2 separate regions of the Homo sapiens genome follow, and region 1 is linked to region 2. A link is an interaction called in ENCODE POLR2A ChIA-PET data of the cell type or tissue named here. Cell type or tissue: A673. All regions are shown on one strand. Each heading gives the region's core, and the rest is flanking DNA. Links, peaks and the distances in the headings are about the cores only.

Region 1 (15,042 bases), core at 1-8,000, 220 kb before region 2:
CGCCATCTCGGCTCACTGTAGCTCCGCCTCCCAGGTTCACACCATTCTCCTGCCTCAGCCTCCCGAGTAGCTGGGACTACAGGCGCCCACCATCATGCCCGGCTAATTTTTGTATTTTTAGGAGAGACGGGGTTTCACCGTGTTAGCCAGGATGGTCTCGATCTCCTGACTTTGTAATCCGTCCACCTCGACCTCCCAAAGTCCTGGGATTACAGGCGTGAGCCACCGCACCCGGCCTCCAGGGGATTCTTAAATTTAGGGACGTGTAGCAACTGGACTATGCTGTACTGGGTAAGAGTGAGGAGGAAACCTGTTTGCTTGAATGGAAGGCTTTTGAAGGAAGCAGCCAGGGACAGTCTGGAAAGCCTTCCTGTATACATTAAATCTAAGATACCTGAGTTGTAGGACACACTGTTATTCTATGTACCATAAAAACAAAATATACTGATAATCTGGCCATGGCCTGACACTTTCTTTTTCCTTTTCCTTTTTTTTTTTTTTTTTTTTTGAGACGGAGTTTCGCTCTTGTTGCTCAGGCTGGAGTGCAATGGTGTGATCTCAGCTCACCGCAACCTCTGCCTGCAGGGTTCAAGCTACTCTCCTGCCTCAGCCTCCCCAGTAGCTGGGATCACAGGCATGTACCACCACTCCCTGCTAATTTTGTATTTTTAGTAGAGAACAGGGTTTCTCCATGTTGGTCAGGCTGGTCTCAAACTCCCAACCTCAGGTGATCTGCCCGCCTCGACCTCCCAAAGTGCTGGGATTACAGGTGTGAGCCACCACCCCCAGGCTAGACACTTTCTTATTGAGCTTATTTCACAGATGTTGTAAGTACGAAGAAATGTACATCTCAGCAGTGATGAGTTCTTTGGGCTGGGACTAGATACCGGAGGGCTTTGAAGCCAGGGTAGGTGGTGCCTGGTTGAGTCCAAGGTGAGGAGAATGGCTGAAGGCCTGGGAGGACCACCTGGTGTGGTGGCAGAGCCGGCCTGGGCTTAGGAGCTCAGCTCTGCCTCCGCCCCAACTACTGGGTCTCGGGGGCCAGTTGCTTTAACTCTCAGAGCCTCAGTTTTCTCACCTGTGTTCTGCAAGAAGGATGGTAGAGGCTGCCTCTCATGCCTCCTGAGGCTGTTAACAGAAGGAGAAGGGAGGTGACAACATAACAGCAGTGCAAGGTGTGGGAGGTAGCGGGCTAGGCACACTCGGCCTGATGCCATGTGCACCCCTCCTTCCCCCTCAGCCACAGGCCTAATGATTGGCTGCCTGGTCTACCCTGATGGTTGGGACTCAAGTGAGGTGCGGCGCATGTGTGGGGAGCAGACGGGCAAGTACACGCTGGGCCACTGCACCATCCGCTGGGCCTTCATGCTGGCCATCCTCAGCATTGGCGACGCCCTCATCCTCTCCTTCCTGGCCTTCGTGTTGGGCTACCGGCAGGACAAGCTCCTCCCTGACGACTACAAGGCAGATGGAACCGGTAATCACCCAACTCCACAATGGTGTCCCCTGCCTGGAGACCCTGGGATGTGGGTGGGGGTTCATCTTAGCCAGTCCTCTAAGGCTTGGTCCCTGGCCAAGGGATGGGGACACCAAGACTAATCAGACACACCCCTTGTCCTCCCTGAAATCAAAGGCCAGTGGAGGGTTGCAAGCTAGCAGGTGATAAGGCGATCTGTGATAAAGGAATGTCCCCCTCACCCCTCTACACTCTCAGAGGCTATAGGGGAGAGAGCTGCAATCCAGCCTTGGGGGCTAAGTGTGGTCTCCCCTAGAAGGAGGCACTGAGGCGGGGTCTCGAAGTAATATTCCTGGAAGTTTGTTGGTGGAGATGGGGAACAACAGCAGATGAGTTGCTGGGGAGGGAGTGCGACCTTGAGAACAGGCCAATGAGGGTGCAGAAGTGACAGCTCCTGCAGTGCAGCTGGTGGGAGCCCGAGATCCCTGGAGGAACAGCAGCCTTGGGATTCTCGTAATGTTCGTCCTGTTTCAATTCCCTCCCATCCAAATCCTACCTGTCAGTCATAAAAGTCAGCTGTAGCTGATCCTTGAGGCCCAAGCACATCCTCCAGGAAGCCCTCCCTGATTGCTTCCCATTACTCCCTTCTTCCTAGGGTGCCTTTTGCTTCTGTTTCTCATTGGGCTCTTCCCCTGCCTGTCTTGGGCTAATTTTTCAGAGCATAAATTTCTTCCCCAAGTCAAGGGCAAGGCCTGTCTTGCACCCCTGTGAATCCCCAAATGCCTGATCTCAGCAGGTGGCCATCACTGGGGACCTGTTACACCTCAGAAACCTCTCCAGTCTCTTTTCCCCATAGCTGTCTTCACATTAGCCCTTGGATTAGAAGCAGCAGCCAAACTCCTCTGTGCACTATAACCAAGGACTCTTCCCACATGAGGAACTTGAAGCCCAAAAGGGAAAGTCACTCAGAAGTTCCCAGAAAGGCAGTGGCAAAGAAGCCCAGAACTCAGGTCCTCTCTGGCCAAGCCCGGGGCCCACTGCTCCATAAGGAAGTGATAGGAAACATTTCATCCTTCTTTGGGGGTGAGAGAAGGATAACCACCTGTTATGTGGTTAAAGATGAAAACAGGCCGGGCACGGTGGCTCATGCCTATAATCCCAGAACTTTGGGAGGCCGAGGTGGGTGGATCATGAGGTCAAGAGATCAAGACCATCCTGGCCAACATGGTGAAACCCCATCTCTACTAAAAATACAAAAAATTAGCCGGGTGCGGTGGCGGGCGCCTGTAGTCCCAGCTACTGGGGAGGCTGAGGCAGGAGAATGGCGTGAACCCGGGAAGCGGAGCTTGCAGTGAGCCGAGATTGCGCCACTGCAGTCCGCAGTCCGGCCTGGGTGACAGAGCGAGACTCCGTCTCAAAAAAAAAAAAAAAAAAAATAGCTGGGTGCGGTGGCTCGCAGCTGTAGTCCCAGCTACTCGGGAGGCTGAGACAGGAGAATCTCTTGGACCCAGGAGGCAGAGGTTGAAGTGAGCTGAGATCGCGCCACTGCACTCCAGCCTGGACGACAGAGCGAGACTCCGTCTCAAAAAAAAAAAAAAAAGAAAAAAAAAGAAAAAGAAAACAAATTACTAGAAAGAGCTGGGCCAAGGAGAGAAAAGATTTCTTCTCATCACAGTAGGGTAGATTCCTATAGTTCCTGGGTCAGGGAAAGGCCTAGATCCCGGATCCCTTGAGGATTCTATAAAGGGAAGAAAAAATGAACTAGTAGGGCTGGGTGCAGAGGCTTATGCCTGTAACCCCAGCGCTCTGGGAGGCCAAGGCAGGCAGATCACTTGAGGTCAGGAGTTTGAGACCAGCCTGGCCAACATGGCACAACCCCATCTCTACTAAAAATACAAAAATTAGCTAGGCTTGGTGGTGTGCCCCTGTAATCCCAGCTACTTGGGAGGCTGAGGCAGGAGAATGGCATAAACCCAGGGGGCAGAGCTTGCAGTGAGCTGAGATTGTACCACTGCACTCCAGCCTGGGCAACAGAGCAAGACTCCATCTAAAAAAAAAAAAAAAAAAAAGGAAATAAACCCAAACATTTATGGCCAATTTATTTTCAGCAAGGATGCCAAGACTATTTAATAGGGGAAAGAATAGTCTTTCCAACAAATAGTGCTAGAACAATCAGATCTCTGTATGTGAAAGAATGAAATTGAACCCCTACCTCACACCATATACAAAAATTAACTCAAAGACCTAAACACAAATATAAAACTATAAAAATCTTAAAAGAGGCCAGATGCGGTGGCTTATGCCTGTAATCCCAGCACTTTGGGAGGCCGAGGTGGGTGGATCATGAGGACAGATCGAGACCATCCTGGCTAACATAGTGAAACCCTGTCTCTACTAAAAACACAAAAAATTAGCTGGGTGTGGTGGTGGGCACCTGTAGTTCCAGCTACTCAGGAGGCTGAGGCATGAGAATGGTGTGAACCTGGGAGGCAGAGCTTGCAGTGAGCCAAGACTGTGCCCCTGCACTCTAGCCTGGGCAACAGAGCGAGACTCAATCTAAAAAAAAAAATCTTAAAAGAAAAAAATAGATAAATCAGCTTTCATTAAAATTTAAATTTTTTTTTGTTTCAAAAGACACCATCAAGAAAGTAAAAGGACAGCCCACAGAATGGAAGAAAATATTTGCAAATTATAATTGGATAAGATCTAGAATCCAGAATATATTAAGAACTCCTATAACTCAACAATGAAAAGACAGACTACCCAATGCTTAAAATGGGCAAGGGATTTGAATAGAGATTTCTCCAAAGAAGATATACAAATGGCCAATTAGCACACCAAAAGATGCTCAACATCATTAGTCATTGTAAAAATGCCAATCAAATCCACATTGAGATACAATTTCACACCCACTAAGATGATTATAATAAAAAAGGTGAATAATAACAAGTGTTGGTGAGCAAGTGGAGAAATTGGAACCCTCATTCACTACTAATGCAAATCTTTTGCAACTGCTGCAGAAAGCAGCCTGGCAGTTCCTCAAATGGTTAATCATAGAGTTACTATATGACCCAGTAATTCCACTATTGGGTGTACACACAAGAAAATTAAAAACAAATGTTCACACAAAAACTTATACACAAATGTTCATGGCAGCATAATAGCCAAAAAATGGAATACAATTCAGTGGTTTTTAGTATATTCCATCTCCTGATGAACAGATAAACAAAATGTGTATATCCATGCAATGAAATATTATCCAGCCATAAAAAGGAATGAAGTAGTAAGCATTGCTACCATGTGGATGAACCTTGAAAACATGTTAAATGAAAGGAACCAGACACAAAAGACTGGTTTCCATTTGTATATCTGTGATTCAATTTCTATAAAATATTCAAAATAGACAAATCCATAGAAACAGAAAGCAGATTAGGAGGTGGCTAGGAAGGAGGGGAAACAAGAGTGATTGCTAATGGGCACAGGGTTTCTTTTTGGGGTGATGAAAATGTTTTAGAATTAGTGATGATAGTTGCACAATCTAGTGAATATACTAAAAGCCATATATATATATATATATATATATATATGTATTTTTTTTTTTTTTTTTTTTTTTTTGAGACAGATTCTGGCTCTGTCACCCAGGCTGGAGTGCAGTGGCATGATCTCAGCTCACTGCAACCTTCACCTCCTGGGCTCAAGTGATCCTCCCATATTAGCCTCCCAAATAGCTAGGACTACAGGCCCATACCACCACACTTGGCTTTTTAAAAAAATTTTTTTTGTAGAGACGGGGTTCCACCATGTTGACCAGGCTGGTCTCAGAATCCTGGTGTGCACCTCAGCCTCCCAAAGTGTTGGGATTATAGGTGTGAGCCACTGCATCCAGCTTGTTAGTGAATTATATTAATTAAAAAAAAAAGGAAGTGCTGAGGATCTCATAGCATATATAAAGCACTAACAATGCCTGCACATTGCAAGTGATTAATAAATTAGTTCTCCCTTTTTTTTTTTGATGCCACAGTAGCAGATCTGATAGTTCTTTCTCCTTTCTGTCTTTCCAGCATATTCACTATTTTTTTTCCTTTGAGACAAAGTCTTGCCCCGTCATCACCCGGGCTGGAGTGCAGTGGCGTGATCTGGGGTCACTGCAACCTCCGCCTCTCATTTTCAAGCGATTCTCCTGCCTCAGCCTCCCAAACAGTTGGGATTACAGGCATGTGCCACCACACCTGGCTAATTTTTTGTATTTTTAGTAGAGACAGGGTTTCACCTTGTTGGCCAGACTGGTCTCGAACTCCTGGCCTCAAGTGATCCACCTTCCTCAGCCTCCCAAAGTGCTGGGATTATGGGTGTGAGCCACTGCATCGGGCCATATTCATTTTTTATATCACCCATCTGCCCAACCAATAACAGCTAATGTGCTTCAGCTGCCTAACAATGCCTTTAGGCACTGGAAGTACAGTGGTTAAGGGAAATCTAAGTTGGAGCTTATGGTCTGGTAAGGGAGACAATCATGCGATACAGTTACAAGCTGATAAATGATATGAACAAAAAAGTGCAAGCTTTCTTGAGAGTAAGAGGAATCTGATGTAGTTTGGAGATGGAGTAGTGTGCAGGAAATTATCCTAAAAACGAGACTTGGTAGTAACGTATACTGTTCTCTCCTTCATTACAGAGGAGGTGTGAAGCAGCTGAAGGGTCGGTGAGTAATTCTATGGGAGGGTGGTCTGCGTGCCCTTAGAAAGGCTGGGGCTCTCTGCTTCCTTACTGAATCCTCAGGCATCAGGACACCAGGGGCTGGGCTGTAAGGCTGTGATGCTGCTTGGGGAGAGAGGACCAACACCCCACTGGGGCAGGAGCTATTTGGCCTCTGAGACCCTCACTGGGGAGCAAACAGGAAGCCTTTAGTTTTACCTGTGTCTTTTTTTTTTTTGAGATGGAATTTCGCTCTTGTTGCCCAAGCTGGAGTGCAATGGTGCGATCTCGGCTCACTGCAACCTCCACCTCCTGGGTTCAAGCCATTCTCCTGCCTCAGCCTCCCGAGTAGCTGGGATTACAGGTGCGTGCCACCATGCCTGGCTAATTTTTTGTATTTTTAGTAGAAGCGGGGTTTCACCGTGTTAGCCAGGATGGTCTCCATCTCCTGACCTCAGGTGATCTGCCTGCCCCTGCCTCCCAAAGTGCTGGGATTACAGGTGTGAGCCCACGCGCCTGGCCTTACTTGTGTCTTGAAAGGCGGAAAAAGATCAGGGAAAGAAGAAATAATTTCAAACACAAATTCATGTTTTATGGAGCCTGGCACACAAGAACAGACTGTTTTTAGAAGTCATTATTGTAATTTGGACCCTTATTTTCAGAAAGAATTTTTAAGTGATTTGTAAGAAACATACTAGAAAACCTAATAAAATAGAAAATAAAAGTCATAGACAGAAAAACAAATATTCAAAAAAGCTATACTAATAGTATTACTGTCTTGAGTATTAAATTTAGCTCTGATTCCTCATAGCCGAGGCAAAAAGAAAAACAGTAAGTTAACCAGTTTTAATGTCTGGTTTAAAAAGAAGCGCAACATATTCATTTATCTTTTAAGTTTCCAAACATTTGTTAAATGTGATTTAACAAGAACATTCAGGAATGCATTTAAAAAAGAAAAAGAGGACCGGGCGCGGTGACTCACGCCTGTAATCCCAGCACTTTGGGAGGCTGAGGTGGGCGGATCACGAGGTCAGGAGATCGAGACCATCCTGGCTAACATGGTGAAACCCCGTCTCTACTAAAAATACAAAAAATTAGCCAGGTGTGGTGGTGGGCACCTGTAGTCCCAGCTACTTGGGAGGCTGAGGCAGGAGAATGGTGTGAACCCAGGAGGCGGAGCTTGCAGTGAGCTGAGATCGTGCCACTGCACTCCAGCTTGGGCGACAAAGCGAGACTCCATCTCAAAATAAATAAATAAATAAATAAAATAGAATAAAATAAAATTAAAAAAATAAAAAAGAAAAAGAAACCCTCACAACAGTGTTGCCTCCCTAACAGCTGCCTGGAGGACCTACAGCCGACCAGGCGCTTTCTGTGGGAAGGAGGGTTTAGCTCCATTTAAGCTGTTTTTATTTTTGCAAAGTGCCTTCCAATCCTTGACCACATATACTTTAAAAATAATCATACATAAAATTGTCACCTCCACCTCCTGCACTTATTAGAGCATGATTCTCAAACTTCAGCGTGCATACAGTCATCTGGGGATCTTGTTAAAATGCAGATTCTGCTGGGTGCAGTGGCTCATGCCTGTAATCCCAGCACTTTGGGAGACTGAGGCAGGCAGATCACCTGAGGTCAGGAGTTAGAGACCAGCCTGGCCAACATTGGGAAACCCCATCTCTACCAAAAATACAAAAATTAGCTGGGTGTGGTGGCATGCACCTGTAATCCCAGCTACTCAGGAGGCTGAGGCAGGAGAATCGCTTGAACCCAGGAGGCGGCGGTTGCCATGAACTGAGATCCCATCACTGGACTCCAGCCTGGGAGAGAGAGCAAGACTGAGTCTCAAAAAAAAAAAAAAAAATGCAGATTCTGATTCAGTTGGTGGGGTGGGTCTGGGGCCGTAGACCCTGCATTTCTAATGAGTTTTTGGGTGACAGGCTGCTCAAACAGGAATCACATTTTGCATAAAAAAGCATTAGAGCATAATCTTTGTGTGTGTGTGTGTGTGTGTGTGTGTGTGTGTGTGTGTGTGTGTTCTTGACACGGAGTTTCAGTCTTGTTGCCCAGGCTGGAGTGCAATGACATGATCTTGGCTCATGGCAACCTCCGCCTCCTGGGTTCAAGCCATTCTCCTGCCACAGCCTCCCAAGTAGCTGGGATTATAGGCATGCGCCACCACACCCGGCTAATTTTGTATTTTTAGTAGAGACGGGGTTTCTCCATGTTGGTCATGCTGGTCTCGAACTCCCGACCTCAGGTGATCCTCCCGCCTCAGCCTCCAGAAGTGCTGGGATTACAGGCATGAGCCACCGTGCTCGGCTCCCTTTTTTATGTTTTTGCAATATTTTTAATTTAGGTTTTTCAAAGCCAGAAACTCCACAGCACTGGTGTACCACAATTTTTTTTTTTTTTTTTTTTTTTTTTTTTTTTTTGAGACAGGGTCTTGCTCTGTTGCCTAGCCTGGAGTGCAGTGGCACAATCACAGCTCATTGAAGCCTCAACTTCCTGATGCTCAAGTCATCCTTCCACCTTAGCTTCCTGAATAGCTGGGACTACAGGCACATACCTCCTGCCCAGCTATAATAATTTTGTTTTTTTTGTTTGTTTGTTGAAGAAACGATGTTTTGTCATGTTGTCCAGGATGTTCTCGAACTCCTGGGTTCAAGTCATCCTCCTGCCTTAGCCTCCCAAAGTGTTGAGATTACAGGCATGAGCCACTGCGCCTGCCTGGTGTACCATTTTTTAAACCAGACCTTGGTTATTAGACATTTAGGGTTGCTATCATAGATAACAAAACTTTTTGCTTCTGTTGATAATATCCCAAGTGGCATTACTGAATCAAAGGGCAACCACACCTCTCTGTTTGCCTTTTTTTTCCTCACACTACATTTTAAAAGACCTAAGTTTTTACTTGAATGACAATCAGTACTATCTTACACATGAATGAGGAAATTTGCATGTCTAGGTAGAACTGAAGTCAAAATTTGAGCATACATAGGGAAGTGTTTATTATTTATTTTTGATACATAGTTTTTTTGTTTTGTTTTGTTTTTTGTAATTTATTTTGAGATAGCATCTCGCTCTGTCGTCCAGGCTGGAGTGCAATGGTCTGATCTCGGCTCACTGCAACCTCTGCCTCCCAGGTTCAAGTGATCCTCCTGCCTCAGCCTCCCAAGTAGCTAGGACTACAGGCACGTGCCACCACGCCTGGCTAATTTTTTGTATTTTTAGGAGGGACAGGATGGTGTTGATCTCCTGATCTCGTGATCCGCCCGCCTTGGCCTCCCAAAGTGTTGGGATTACAGGTGTGAGCCCAATTTTGGTATTTTTAGTAGAGACAGGGTTTCACCATGTTGGCCAGGCTGGCCTCGAACTCCTGACCTCAAGTGATCCACCCGGCTTGGCCTCCCAAAGTGCTGGGATTACAGGCGTGAACCACTGCACCCAGCCTATATTGGTTTTTAAAATGTCAGATTTTAAACTCTTGGAATCTTTTGTTCTTTTGTTTTTCTTATACCACAGGTCATCTATTTCCCAGACACAGGAAAACTAGGGAATCAAATTCTTCAGAGATAAGAACTTGTTCTTCCAAGTTTCCTTGTTCCTGGCTACTATAGGCCTGAAGCCTGAAGCCTTTTATTATAACACTAAAACTGGACAGTCTCCTGAGACAAGACCTCCTACTGTACTCTTTCTGGGGAAGCAGAACTGCAGTGACCCACTTCAAAGATATTCAGAGGCTGAGCGGTGCAGGGAGTGCTCAGTTGCTGGGGATGGGATCCAAGTCCATTTCTTAGTTCCACACAGCAGCAAATCGCTTCACCTTCTTGAAGCCTCTCCTCTGTAAAGCGAGAGGGCTAAATGGGTCCATCTCTAGGGGCCTTCCCTCCCAGGTCTGTGTCTGATAGCATACACACACACATATATATACACACACACACACACACACACACACACACACACACATACATACACACACACATATATATACACACACACACACACACACACACACACACTCTCTCTCTCTCTCAAACACACACAAATGCCCAACCAGCTCTAAGAGGGCACTGAAGAGGTGGCTGGACATGTGCTGGGTCATTTTTAGGGTGAGGTGTAGGGGGTCTTTTGCTTCTCCCTTCTCATATTTTGTTTTCTTATTGCTGCTCAGAGGGGGGTAAGGAATGGAGGGGCCATCAGAACTTGAATCCTTTAACATCCACCAGGAAGTTTTATGAAGAGTGGGTGATAGGATCTAAAATCTCTGCAGACTTTTTTCCTCCCGGGAGCCAAATATCACATTTCCTTATGGTGCCCACACTGACTCAACCAGAACTGGCTACCAGCTTCAGAAATGTGTTACTTATGTTCAAGTAATTTGTTATAGGAATAGATGACATTTTTTTTTTTCAAAAACTTTGGATTTGGCATATAGTCATCTATAGGGGGATTGGTTCCAGGATCCCCTGCAGATGCCAAAATACATGGATGCCCAAGTCCTCAGCTAAAAATAGCGTAGTATTTGCATATAACCTATGCACATCCTCCTGTATACTTTAAATCATCTCTAGATTACTTATAATACCTAATACAATGTAAATGCTATGTAAATACTCGTACTGTGTGGCTTTTAATTTGTATTTGTTGTTGTATTGTTATTTATTTTTGAGACAGAGTCTCGCTTTCTTGCCGAGGCTGGAGTGCAAAGGTGCCATCTCAGCTCACTGCAACCTCTGCCTCCCAAGTTCAAGAGATTCTCCTGTCTCAGCCTCCTGAATAGCTGGGATTACAGGCATGTGCCACCATGCCTGGCTAATTTATTTATTTGTTTATTTATTTATTTTTGAGACGGAGTCTCATCCTGTTGCCCAGGCTGGAGTGCAGTGGCATGATCTCAGCTCACTGCAACCTCCGCCTCCCGGGTTCAAGCAATTCTCCTGCCTCAGCCTCCCGAGTAGCTGGGATTACAGGTGCCCGCCACCACGCCTGGCTAATTTTTGTATTTTTAGTAGATATGGGGTTTCACCATGTTGGCCAGGCTGGTCTGGAACTGATCTGCTTGTGTCGGCTTCCCAAAGTGCTGGGATTACAGGTGTGAGCCACCGTGCCCGGCCTGTATTGTTATTCTTTACTGGCTTTTCTTCCTGAATATTTTACATCTGTGGTTGATTGAATCTGCTTAGTGGAACCCACAGATACGGAGGACCAGCTACTAAATGGTGAACCTTCAGTTGGCCTCCAAAGGGGAATTCAATTTAGGTAATAGTTCATTGTAGCAAAAGCCAAGACCAAAATCGATTCTTTAGGCTGTCCCCTCCCTGGGGGGTGGTGCATAAAAACAGGATTTTGTTGATTGTCTGCAGTGAACAATTCTGAGGAAAAGGTGTTTTTTCTGGTCCTTGTCCAGTTAGTTAGTAAAGAAACTACCTGGGTGTGCTGTTCTCTCATAGGGGAAGTGTGGGTAAAGAGCTGAACAGATGAATCTTGTTGCTTGATCAACCGATCAGTGATACAGGAACAGTTTTCCTATCTTTGGCTGTCAGCTGTGTGTTTGGCCAATGCACTGTGACAACCTGCTCAGTCACTAGGAATGAGTATCCCAGTGTTGTCACAGTTAAATTGGTGGTGGGAACTTCCATAATGGGATTTGATCTTGTCACTTGGTCCATGGCAGCTAGTTTATGAGAATGATCACATTTGTGTGTATATATATATATTTATATTTATATATATTTTTTGAGACGAAATCTTGCTCTTGTTGCCCAGGCTGGAGTGCAATGGCGCGATCTTGGCTCGCTGCAACCTCTGCCTCCCAGGTTTAAACGATTCTCCTGTCTCAGCCTCCCGAGTAGCTGGGATTATAGGCGTGTGCCACCACATCCGGCTAATTTTGTATTTTTTTTTTTTTTTTTTTTTTTGAGACAGAGTGTCGCTCTGTCACCTAGGCTGGAGTGCAGTGGTGCGATCTTGGCTCACCGCAAGCTCCGCCTCCCGGGTTCATGCCATTCTCCTGCCTCAGCCTCCCAAGTAGCTGGGACTACAGGCGCCCGCCACCACACCTGGCTAATTTTTTGTATTTTTAGTAGAGATGGGGTTTCACTGTGTTAGCCAGGATGGTCTTGATCTCCTGACCTCGTGATCCGCCCACCTCAGCCTCCCAAAGTTCTGGGATTACAGGCGTGAGCCAACACGCCCAGGCTGTATATATGTTTTGAGTGCAGTGGCGTGAAAACGGCTCACTGAAGCCTCGGCTTCCTCAGCTCAAGCAATCCTCCTGCCTTTAGCTTCCCAAGTAGCCAGGACCACAGGTGTGTACCACCACATCCGCCTAATCTTTAATTTTTGTAGACACAGGGTATCATCATGTTGCCCAGCCTGGACATTCATATTTTCTTTTGTTGATAAAATTAATTCACAGTCGGCCAGGCACGGTGGCTCACGCCTGTAATCCCAGCACTTTGGGAAGCCAAGGTGGGCAGATCACCTGAGGTTGGGAGTTTGTGACCAGCCTGACCAACATGGTGAAACCCCGTTTCTACTAAAAATAAAAAATTAGCCGGGCGTGGTGGCACATGCCTGTATTCCCAGCTACTCGGGAGGCTGAGGCAGGGGAATGGCTTGAACCTGGGAGGCGGAAGTTGCAGTGAGCCGAGATCGTGCCATTGCTCTCCAGCCTGGGCAGCAAGAGTGAAACTCCGTGTCAAAAAAAAAAATTAATTAATTAATTAATTAATTAATTCAGTCAGTATCTACTTTATGCAAGCTTGATGAATGACAAAATTTGACAAATTCTGTAGCTTAGTGACTTTTCTATCATTTATCTCATAATTTACTTTTTGAAGAGGTACAAAAAAAATTTCCAGAAGTCTATCCTTGGCCAGGCGTAGTGGCTCACGCCTGTAATCCCAGCACTTTGGGAGGCTGAGGTGGGAGGATCACTTGAGGCCAGGAGTTCAAGACTAGCATGGGCAACATGGCAAAAACCCATCTCTATAAAAATTACAAAAATTAGCTGGGTATGGTGGCGCATGCCTGTAATCCCGGCTACTTGGGAGGCTGAGGTGGGAGGATCACTTGAGCCTGGGAGGTTGAAGCTGCAGTGAGCCATGATTGCACCACTGCACTCCAGCCTGGGCAACAAAGCAAGACTCTGTCTCAAAAAAAAAAAAGTCTATTCTCAAAATATTTCACTGAAATGGCAACTTTAGTGGTCTGCAGAAGCTGCTAGGGGCTTAAGGTGCATCTGCCTATAACCCACACCTTGCTCAGCTACTCGGGAGGCAGAGGCAGGACAATTGCTTGAATCTGGGAGGCAGAGGTTGCAGTGAGCCGAGATTGTGCCACTGCACTCCAGCCTGGGTGACAGAGCGAGACTCCGTCTCAAAAATAAATAAATAAATAAATAAATAAATAAAACAAAAAAACAAACAAAAATCAGTAATGTCAGCACTCCTTTTATGAAGTCAACCTTATTCTTTTCTCACTCTGGCTTGCCTCTCTCTGCTTTGGGCTGTTCTGTAGAGTCAGTTATGGTGCTCGAGCTTCACTGACAGCCCTGAGTAGATATGGTCAAAATAGGAAGGGCCAGTCATTTATAGGTGAAATGTGAACCTGAAGAATATCCTCAGTGCTCATGACCTGACAATCCTGTTACCTACTGCTGCTTAACAAATTACTCCAGAATGCAGTGGCTTAAAACAACATACATATCTCAGTTTCTGTGGATTAGGAATCCTGACAAGGTTTAGCTAAGTGTTTTTGCCTCAAGGTTTCTCACAAGCTGCAATTGTGTTGGATCCACTTCCAAGCTCAGTGGTGGTTTGCAGGATTGTTTTTCACAGTTTGTTGGGATGGAGGGTCTCAGTTCTTTTTTTTTTTTTTTTCTTTTTTTTTAATTATTATTATACTTTAAGTTTTAGGGTACATGTGCACATTGTGCAGGTTAGTTACATATGTATACATGTGCCATGCTGGTGTGCTGCACCCACTAACGTGTCATCTAGCATTAGGTATATCTCCCAATGCTATCCCTCCCCCCTCCCCCCACCCCACCACAGTCCCCAGAGTGTGATATTCCCCTTCCTGTGTCCATGTGATCTCATTGTTCAATTCCCACCTATGAGTGAGAATATGCGGTGTTTGGTTTTTTGTTCTTGCGATAGTTTACTGAGAATGATGGTTTCCAATTTCATCCATGTCCCTACAAAGGACATGAACTCATCATTTTTTATGGCTGCATAGTATTCCATGGTGTATATGTGCCACATTTTCTTAATCCAGTCTATCATTGTTGGACATTTGGGTTGGTTCCAAGTCTTTGCTATTGTGAATAATGCCGCAATAAACATACGTGTGCATGTGTCTTTATAGCAGCATGATTTATAGTCATTTGGGTATATACCCAGTAATGGGATGGCTGGGTCAAATGGTATTTCTAGTTCTAGATCCCTGAGGAATCGCCACACTGACTTCCACAATGGTTGAACTAGTTTACAGTCCCACCAACAGTGTAAAAGTGTTCCTATTTCTCCACATCCTCTCCAGCACCTGTTGTTTCCTGACTTTTTAATGATTGCCATTCTAACTGGTGTGAGATGATATCTCATAGTGGTTTTGATTTGCATTTCTCTGATGGCCAGTGATGATGAGCATTTTTTCATGTGTTTTTTGGCTGCAGAAATGTCTTCTTTTGAGAGGTGTCTGTTCATGTCCTTCGCCCACTTTTTGATGGGGTTGTTTGTTTTTTTCTTGTAAATTTGTTTGAGTTCATTGTAGATTCTGGATATTAGCCCTTTGTCAGATGAGTAGGTTGTGAAAATTTTCTCCCATGTTGTAGGTTGCCTGTTCACTCTGATGGTAGTTTCTTTTGCTGTGCAGAAGCTCTTTAG
Region 2 (8,403 bases), core at 404-8,403:
GCGGGTGGATCACAGCGTCAGGAGATCGAGACCATCCTGGCTAACACGGTGAAACCCCGTCTCTACTAAAAATACAAAAAATTAGCCGCCCGTGGTGGCGGGCGCCTGTACTCCCAGCTACTCAGGAGGCTGAGGCAGGAGGATGATTTGAACCCGGGAGGCGGAGGTTGCAATGAGCTGAGATCGCTCCACTGCACTCCAGCCTGGGCGAAAGTGCGAGACGCCGTCTCAAAAAAAAAAAAAAAAAAGATATTCAGTGAAAAGTCTCCTTTCCTTTTTGTTCTCCAGCCACTCTACTCTCTCAAAGACAGGCACTGTTAAGTGTCTTGTGTCTTTCCAGAGAGGCAGTTTTTTTTATTTGCTTGTTTGTTTAGTAGTCTTTCTACTAAAGGGATTTAAGATGTAACCTACAGCATATTGGTGAAAGAAAATACAACTGAAACTGAAATTGTATGACAATTGACAATAAACAAATTATAACTAATGTTGGAATGAAAATACCAGAATTTAGATTTACAATTAAGTGTTATCTTATTCAGAGATTCAGCGTAGTTATTTGAAGTTTTTCTTTTCTTTGAGACGAAGTCTCACTCTGTCGCCCAGGCTTGAGTGCAGTGGTGCCATCTTGGCTCACTGCAACTTCCACCTCCTGGGTTCAAGCGATTCTCCTGCCTCAGCCTCCCTAGTAGCTGGGACTACAGGTGCCCGCCACCATACCCAGCTAATTTTTGTATTTTTAGTAGAGACGGGGTTCTCCATGTTGGCCAGGCTGGTCTCAGACTCCTGACCTCAAGTGATCTGCTCTCCTTGGCCTCCCAAAGTGCTGGGATTATAGGCCTCAGCCACGGTGCCCAGCCTGAAGTTGTTCTTTCAATGAGTACCTTTTTAGGTGTGGCAGAAAACATTTTTTGGAACTTCTTTTAGAATCCACTTTGGAGCCTGTGATATTCTTCTTCTTTTTTATTTTGAGACAGAGTCTCATTCTGTTGTCCAAGTTGGAGTGCAGTGGCACCATCTCTGCTCACTATAACCTCCACCTCATGGGTTCAAGCGATTCTCCTGCCTTAGGCTCCCAAGTAGCTGGGATACAAGTGCGCAACACCATGCCCGGATGATTTTTGTATTTTTAATACAGACAGGGTTTCACCATGTTGGCCAGGCTGATCTCTAACTCCTGACCTCAGGTGATCCACTTGCCTTGGCCTCCCAAAGTGCTGAGATTACAGGGGTGAGCCACCGTCTCTGGCCATCCATCTTCATTTTTTTGAGAGCAGATTTGATTTTAGGGAATAACAGTTCATTTGAATCCAAATAATTTAGGGAATTTGGACTCAAGTCTGATAAGAAAGATAAGGCAATCAGGTTGGTGATACTACTGTTTTAGGTCAGATAGGAGTTATAACTATAAAGTAACAACACATAATTTTTTGTGTGACTTCTTGAACTGGACCTGAAGTCTACTTCCAAAAAAATCTCCGAATTTTATTTTATTTATTTATTTATTTTGTAGAGATAGGGTCTTACTGTGTTGCCCAGGTTGGTCTCAAACTCCTGGCCTCAAGCAGTTCCCCCACCTTGGCCTCCCGAAGTGCTGGGATTATAGGGATGAGCCACCACACCCAGCCCCTGAATTTTATTTTCAAGAATGAAAATAAATGAATAGAATATTTCAATGAATAAAATTCATTCATTGAAATATTTGTCAGTTTCCGAATTTTATTGCTCTAAAGTGTGGTATACTTTGTAACATTTACAAATTATTTTAAGCCTATATTATTTTAATTTATACTAAGTATAGTAAAAAAACAAGTAGAAGCCTGTGTGATAACCAACTATGAATCAAAATAGAGTTTTACAAATATGCCTTTCCGTTAAAGGGTAAAGGGAACTAGACTAGGTCTTGCAGTTTTAAGGAACTTTATGCATTGTCTGTGAGGGGAAATGAAGCAAAATTGTTTAAGAATACATTGTTGCAAAGCATTGATTTTGGGGTTTTGGGACAGAAGGGGAGAATCTTTGTGGTGAGTTTAAGGAAATACAAACAGGAACTTAAGTGCCTTTCCTCTGGGGTAGGGTTCTTCCAGGCCCTTGCTGTTGATTAGAGGAGGTGGGACACTGGTAACCATGAAATAGGAGGTGACAGTTGAGAATTACTCTTAGATCTTATTCAACTGTTTATTCAACAGTGTTTATTGAATACCTACCATGGGCCAGATAGCTAGGTTCTGGAAATAGAGTGCTAAACAAGACAGAAACAAGACAATCCATTCTCTCCTGGAACTTACAGCCTAGTGGGTTTAATAACTACATTTTGTGGATTGCTTGCTATGTTCTAGCATTGTGCTGTGCACTTTATCATCAGCATAAAAAGTATATAACAAAACCTTTGGTAAAAGGATAGCAAAACTTGCTAAGAAATCAAATACAACTTCCTAAGTGCTTTGTGGAACAAGATTATTCTAGTATAAAAGAAATAAGTGAAGCTAACTTTTTTTAACTATTAATGGCCATTCACCATTTTAAATCTATTTTTTTTTTTTTTTAGAATGAGCCAGGGCACAAAGAAATAAAAGTGCATGATTATTAAGTATACAAGGGTGACTTTCTTGACTCCTGACCAGTGAGAAGGGTGTGCCCTTTACTTTTCTAGTAGTGATAGTAGGTCCATGCTGAGCTTTCCATTCTTTTCTTTGTAACCAAAAGTAAGGTAGTTGCCTGTATGTTACCAGTGCCAGTCAATAAGAAGTCTTTAAACATAATTAACGGCAAGCATTTGTATTATTGATGTATAAAGATTGTTTTAAGAAAGAGTTCATTCGAAGCTGGCTATAAAGTCATTTTATTATCAAATCCCATTTTTCCACTTTTTTTTTTTTTTGAGACGGAGTCTTGCTGTGTTGCCCAGGCTGGGGCGCAGTGGTGCAATCTCGGCTCACGGCAGCCTCTGCCTCCCGAGTTCAAGCAATTCTCCTGCCTCAGCCTCCTGAATAGCTGAGATTACAAGTGCGTGCCACCATGCCTGGCTGATTTTTGTATTTTTAGTAGAGACGGGGTTTTACCATGTTGGTCAGGCCAGTCTCGAACTCCTGACCTTGTGATCTGCCCACCTTGGCCTCCCAAAGTGCTGGGATTACAGGAATGAGCCACCACACCCAGCCTCCACTGGTTCTTCTTTAAAATAAGCTTATCCTGGATCTCCAGGTTTTCAGTTCTGCCAGTTTGATTTCTTGATACTGAGGAGTACTCTGCTTTTGATTTCTTTCTAGCCCAGTCTCAGAGATGATGTGTTGACTTTGCCTTTCATGGGCAAGAGTGCAGATATTGCTGAGCCCCTGGGGCCTAGAATTCAAAGATGGAAGAATTCACTGGGGTAGATCACCCTCACTTTAGAATTAACTGACATTTTTAGGGATTTTTGCAGTTTATAAAGTGTTTTCATTCAAAGCATTATCAATCAGTTCTCACTAGCTCCATGGAGGCTCATATTTATTAACTCCATTTTATAGATGGGGAGCTGGACTCATTCATTAAAGGAATGGCATACTTGTCAATGCTACTTTTAGTAGTCTCCTTTCTGATAGATGTGGGCTGCTGAGGTTGCGCGGTGGCACCTTCTCTTATGCAGTTAACCTCCTCTTGTGAAAAAGGGGTTGCTGAGTCACTCGGAATAGAGCTTGAGTGTAGGAAAGCAGTTCCACCAGTGTCATTGCCCAGTTTATGTGAGGGGTAATGACTTAACCCATTTAACCCATTAGAGTCATGTCTCTTCCTCAGAACTGATAAATCAAAAATGCACTCATTGCCCAGATTAAAATTTTTTCTGAAGGAATTATTAGGCAGTGCAAATAGTTAATTCCTGAATTTATGAATCCTATTGGATTGAAATTCTTCAGTGTACATTTATGTAAAGTTGGGACTGTCTGTACATGTTTGTGTTACATAAGTATAGGATATAAATAGAAATAACTGCCTCTCCAGCCCTTTGAAAATACATTAGATTTTTGCTTTTTGCAGTAAAATTTGGGGTAAAACTGATTTGTTCTTATCTAAGAGGTATAATTACTGCAGTGCTCAGAAAAGCCTCATTATAAAGTGGGCTCCCCTGACTTGGAACTTAGGGATGTCTTCTCATGGCTGCTATGGAAGTCATGCAGCTGTTTCGTCAGGAAAATAACCAAAAACTTCTTTAAACTTGGAAATGTTTTTGTAAAAGAAACTTTCAGTATTCAGAGTAGTTTGTCTTTCACAGTGCTTCCATAAATTAAGCACAGGCACAACTCGTTTTATTATGCTTCACAGATAATTGCTTTTTTTTTGCAAATTGAAGGTTAGTGACAACCCTGTGGTAAGCGAGTCTTTTGGCACCATTTTTCCAAAAGCATGTGCTCACTTCATGTCTCTGTGTCACATTTTGGTAATTCTCGCAATATTTCTTTCTTTCTTTTTTTTTTTTTTTTTTTGAGACGGAGTTCTGCTCTGTCGCCCAGACTGGAGTGCCATGGTGCGATCTCGGCTCACTGCAACCTCCGCCTTCCGGTTTCAAGTGATTCTCCTGCCTCAGCCTCCCAAGTAGCTGGGACTACAGGCATGTGCCACCACACCTGGCTAATTTTTGTATTTTTAGTAGAGATGGGGTTTCACCATGTTGGTCAGGCTGGTCTCGAACTCCTGACCTTGTGATCTGCCTGCCTTGGCCTCCCAAAGTGCTGGGATTACAGGTGTGAGCCACCATGCCCGGCAGTTCTGCTGGGATTACAGGTGTGAGCCACTGTGCCCGGCAGTTCTCGCAATATTTCAAACTTTCTCATTATTATTAAATATTATGGGGATCTGAGATCACTGATCTTTGATGTTGCTGTTGTAATTGTTTTGAGGTGTCTGGAACCATGCCCATAGGCAGACTTAATTGATAAACATTGTGTGTGTTCTGACTGCTCTGCCAACCAGCTGTTCCCTCTCTCCATCTCCTAAGGCGTCCTTATTCCCTGAGACACAATAATACTGAAATTAGGCCAATTAATAACACTACAGTGGTTTCTGAATGTTCAAGTGAAAGGAATGTTTGCATGTCTCTTACTTTAAATCAAAAGCTAGAAATGATTAAGCATAGTGAGGAAGGCATGTCGAAAACTGAGATAAGCTGAAAGCTAGGCTTCTTGTACCAAACAGCCAATTTGTGAATGCAAATGAAAAGTTTTTGAAGGAAATTAAAAATTATATTCCAGTAAACAAATGAATGATTAGAAAGCAACACAGCCTTGTTGCTGAGCTGGAGAAAGTTTTAGTGGTCTGGATAAAAGATCAGACCAACCACAACATGCCCTTAAGTCAAAGCCTAATCTAGAGCAAAGCCCTAACTCTCTTTAATTGTATGAAGTTTGAGACAGGTGAGAAAGCTGCAAAAGATAAGTTTGAAGCTAGCAGAGGGTGGTTCATAGGTTTAAGGAAAGAACCTGTCTCCATAGCATAACTTATAGTGCAAGGTGGCTGGGGGCGGTGGCTAACACCTGTAATTTCAGCACTTTGGGAGGCTGAGGCAGGCAGATCATCTGAGGTCAGGAGTTTGAGACCAGCCTGGCCAACATGGCGAAACTCTGCCTCTAGAAAAAATACAAAAATTTGTTTTTTATATTTTTTGGTGTTGTGGTGTACACCTATAGTCCCAGCTGCTTGGGAGGCTGAGGCAGGAGAATTGCTTGAACCTGGGAAGTGGAGGTTGCAGTGAGCCACTGCAACCAAGTGGCAACCGAGATCGTGCCACTGCACTCCAGCCTGGGCGATAGAGCAAGAGTACATCTCAAAAAAAAAAAAAAAAAATCAATAGATGAGAAATTGCTTCTCAGGAATGAATAAATAAAGTAGTTTCTTGAGGTGGAATCTGCTGTTGGGGAAGATGCTTATGAACATTGTTGAAATGACAACAAAGGGTTTAGAATATTACATAAACTTAGTTGATAAAGCAGCAGCAAGGTTTGAGAGGATTGACTCCCATTTTGAAAGTAGTTCTACTGTGGGTAAAATGCTATCAAACACCATTGCAGGCTACAGAGAAATCTATCACGAAAGGAAGAATAAATCAATGCAGCAATTCACCGTTGTCTTATTTTTAGAAATTGCCATAGTCATTCCAGTCTTCAGCAGTTATCACCCTGAGTAGTCAGCAGCCATCACCCTGAGTAGGCAGCAGCCATCAACACTGAGACAAGACCCTCCACCAGCAAGAAGATAATAACTTGCTGAAGGCTCAGGTGACCCTTAGCATTTTTTAGCAAAAAAATATTTATTTATTTATTTATTTTTTCTAGATGGAGTCTCGCTCTGTTGCCCAGCCTGGAGTGCAGTGGCACGATCTTGGCTCACTGCACCCTCCACCTCCCAGGTTCAAGCAATTCTCCCACCTTAGCCTCCCGAGTAGCTGGGATTACAGGTGTGCACCACCATGCCCAGCCAATTTTTGTATTTTTAATAGAGATGGGGTTTCACCATGTTGGCTAGGCTGGTCTCAAACTCTTGACCTCAAGCGATCCTCCTGCCTCGGCCTCCCAAAGTGCTGAGAGTAATAGGTATGAGCCACTGTGCCCGGCTAATAAAATATTTTTAAATTAAGGTATGTGCATATATATATTTTTTTGACATACTGCTAGTGCATACTTAATAGACTACAGTATCATGTAAATATAACTTTTATATGCACTGGGAAACCAAAAAATTTATGTCACTCATTTTTTTGTGATATTCACTGTGTTGTGGTTGTCTGGAACTGAACTCATGATATCTTTGAGGTACACCTGTATGTATGTGTTAAGGATTTACAAAATTAACCAGCTTTCCCGTGCAGTGTTCAAGTCTTTTAATAATTTATTATAGGGAAGAAGAAGTGGTGGTTTGTAAATTCTGTACTTGACAAATGGATACTGGGTTTTGGGCATGCTTGGCTCCAAGGCTGAATGTTGGGGGAAAGAAGTATAGGAGAGTGAGGAGTCTAGGATTTCTAAGTTTTGGCCTTGGGCAAATGGATATATTTTAGTGCCATTTTCTGAACTTTGTGTTACAAAGTTACAAAAGAGTGTTACAGGGTACAAGATTGTAGAGAGAAAGGGGAAGGAGCATAGGTTCATGGTAATCTCCTTGAGGACAGGACTCATTATACCTTGAGTGCCTACCATGTATGGTTTGCCGTAAGTGCTGGAGATGAAATGTGAACAAAAGAGACAAAAATTTCTGCCTTAAGAAGCTATATTCTGGCCAGGTGCAGTGAGTGGCTCACACCTGTAATTCCTGCACTTTGGGAGGCCAAGGTAGGTTTCCTTGAGCCCAGTAGTTAGAAACCAGCATCCTGGGAAAAATGGGGAGGCTCCTCTACTAAAAAATAAAAATAAAAAATTAGGGATGCTTGGTGGCACACTCCTGTAGTTCCAACTACTTGGGAGGCTGAGGTGGAGGGATTGCTTGAGCCTAAGAGGATTGCTTGAGCCTGGGAAGTTGAGGCTGTAGTGAGCTGTGATCCTGCCACTGTACTCCAGCTTGGGTGACAGAGTGATACCCTGTCTCCAAAAAGAAAAAAAAAAGGAAGCTATATTCTAATGGGGATGGCAGTGGAAGTAGATAATAAACAAAATATATAGTGTGTCAGATAAGTGCTGTGGAGAAAATGCAAGAAGGGAAGGAGAGTGAGTGCTAGGATGGCTGTTGCACTTTTAAGAAAGGTGAATACGGTAAGCATCATTGATAAAGTAACAATTGAGCAAAAACCTGAAGAAGGTGATATAGGACACTGGTTGGACATGGGTGAGGATGTGATAACATTCTAGGCTGAGGATTAGCAAGTGTGCAAAAGCCCTGAGGTAAGGGCCCTGTGCTCCAGGAAATAGCTAAGAGACCAGTACAGCTAGAGCTAAATGAACCAGGGGCCAAATATAGGGAGAAAAGTGGGGTGAGGAGAGGGTTGCAGATATGCAGGGATCATGTAGGGTCTTATTTGCCTTTGTACAGACTGTGACTTTTCCTTTAAGTGAGAGGGGAAGCCTTGGAGGGTTATGACCAGAGGAAGGACATGACCTAAATCTTGTTTTAACAGATTACTGTGCTCTAGGGTCCCAAGTTTTTCGTTTCGGTTCCTTACCCATTCTACCCTAAACCACTACTGTGAATAGGATAGAACGGTGGAGTTAGATGAATTGGTGCAAGCCCTGACCCATGCTCACAACTCTCATTCCAGCAGTCCCAGAGTGCCAGAGCCAGTATTTTTGTTGGGCCCTAGAAATTTAGGGTATTCCAGTCCAGCTCTTTAAATAACATGGGCTGACTTTACTTTTTCAGGTTTTTGTTGCCAAAAGGAAGGAGCAGAGATTAGCTCTTGAGTTTAGCTGAAAAAGGAAGATTAGTCTGCTGGCAGATTGAGTG

What was found. ChIA-PET counts read pairs that join two places held together with the same protein. Peaks named below come from ENCODE experiments on the same cell type or tissue, not always from the same donor. Only the 100,000 strongest peaks of a DNase experiment are listed, where the experiment ranks them.
Region 1: POLR2A ChIA-PET joins it to region 2 with 5 read pairs; 2 of 35 experiments call an interaction of 5 or more read pairs at or near these places.

Annotation. Positions count from the first base shown.
Region 1 is chr6:35,813,306-35,828,347 of GRCh38, forward strand. It overlaps LHFPL5 (LHFPL tetraspan subfamily member 5), which reads left to right. Exons shown (of 4, transcript NM_182548.4): 2 at 1,241-1,477; 3 at 6,132-6,158; 4 at 9,677-10,765. The coding sequence ends at 6,142. Among named protein-coding and RNA genes, the nearest start is that of LHFPL5, 15 kb to the left of the region's middle. In A673, for the core only: no CTCF peak of the experiment used is centred there; no DNase peak of the experiment used is centred there.
Region 2 is chr6:36,030,457-36,038,859 of GRCh38, forward strand. All of the region lies in intron 1 of MAPK14 (mitogen-activated protein kinase 14), which reads left to right. Among named protein-coding and RNA genes, the nearest start is that of MAPK14, 6.8 kb to the left of the region's middle. RefSeq lists a silencer at 8,165-8,214. In A673, for the core only: no CTCF peak of the experiment used is centred there; no DNase peak of the experiment used is centred there; H3K27ac peaks cover 2,256 bases.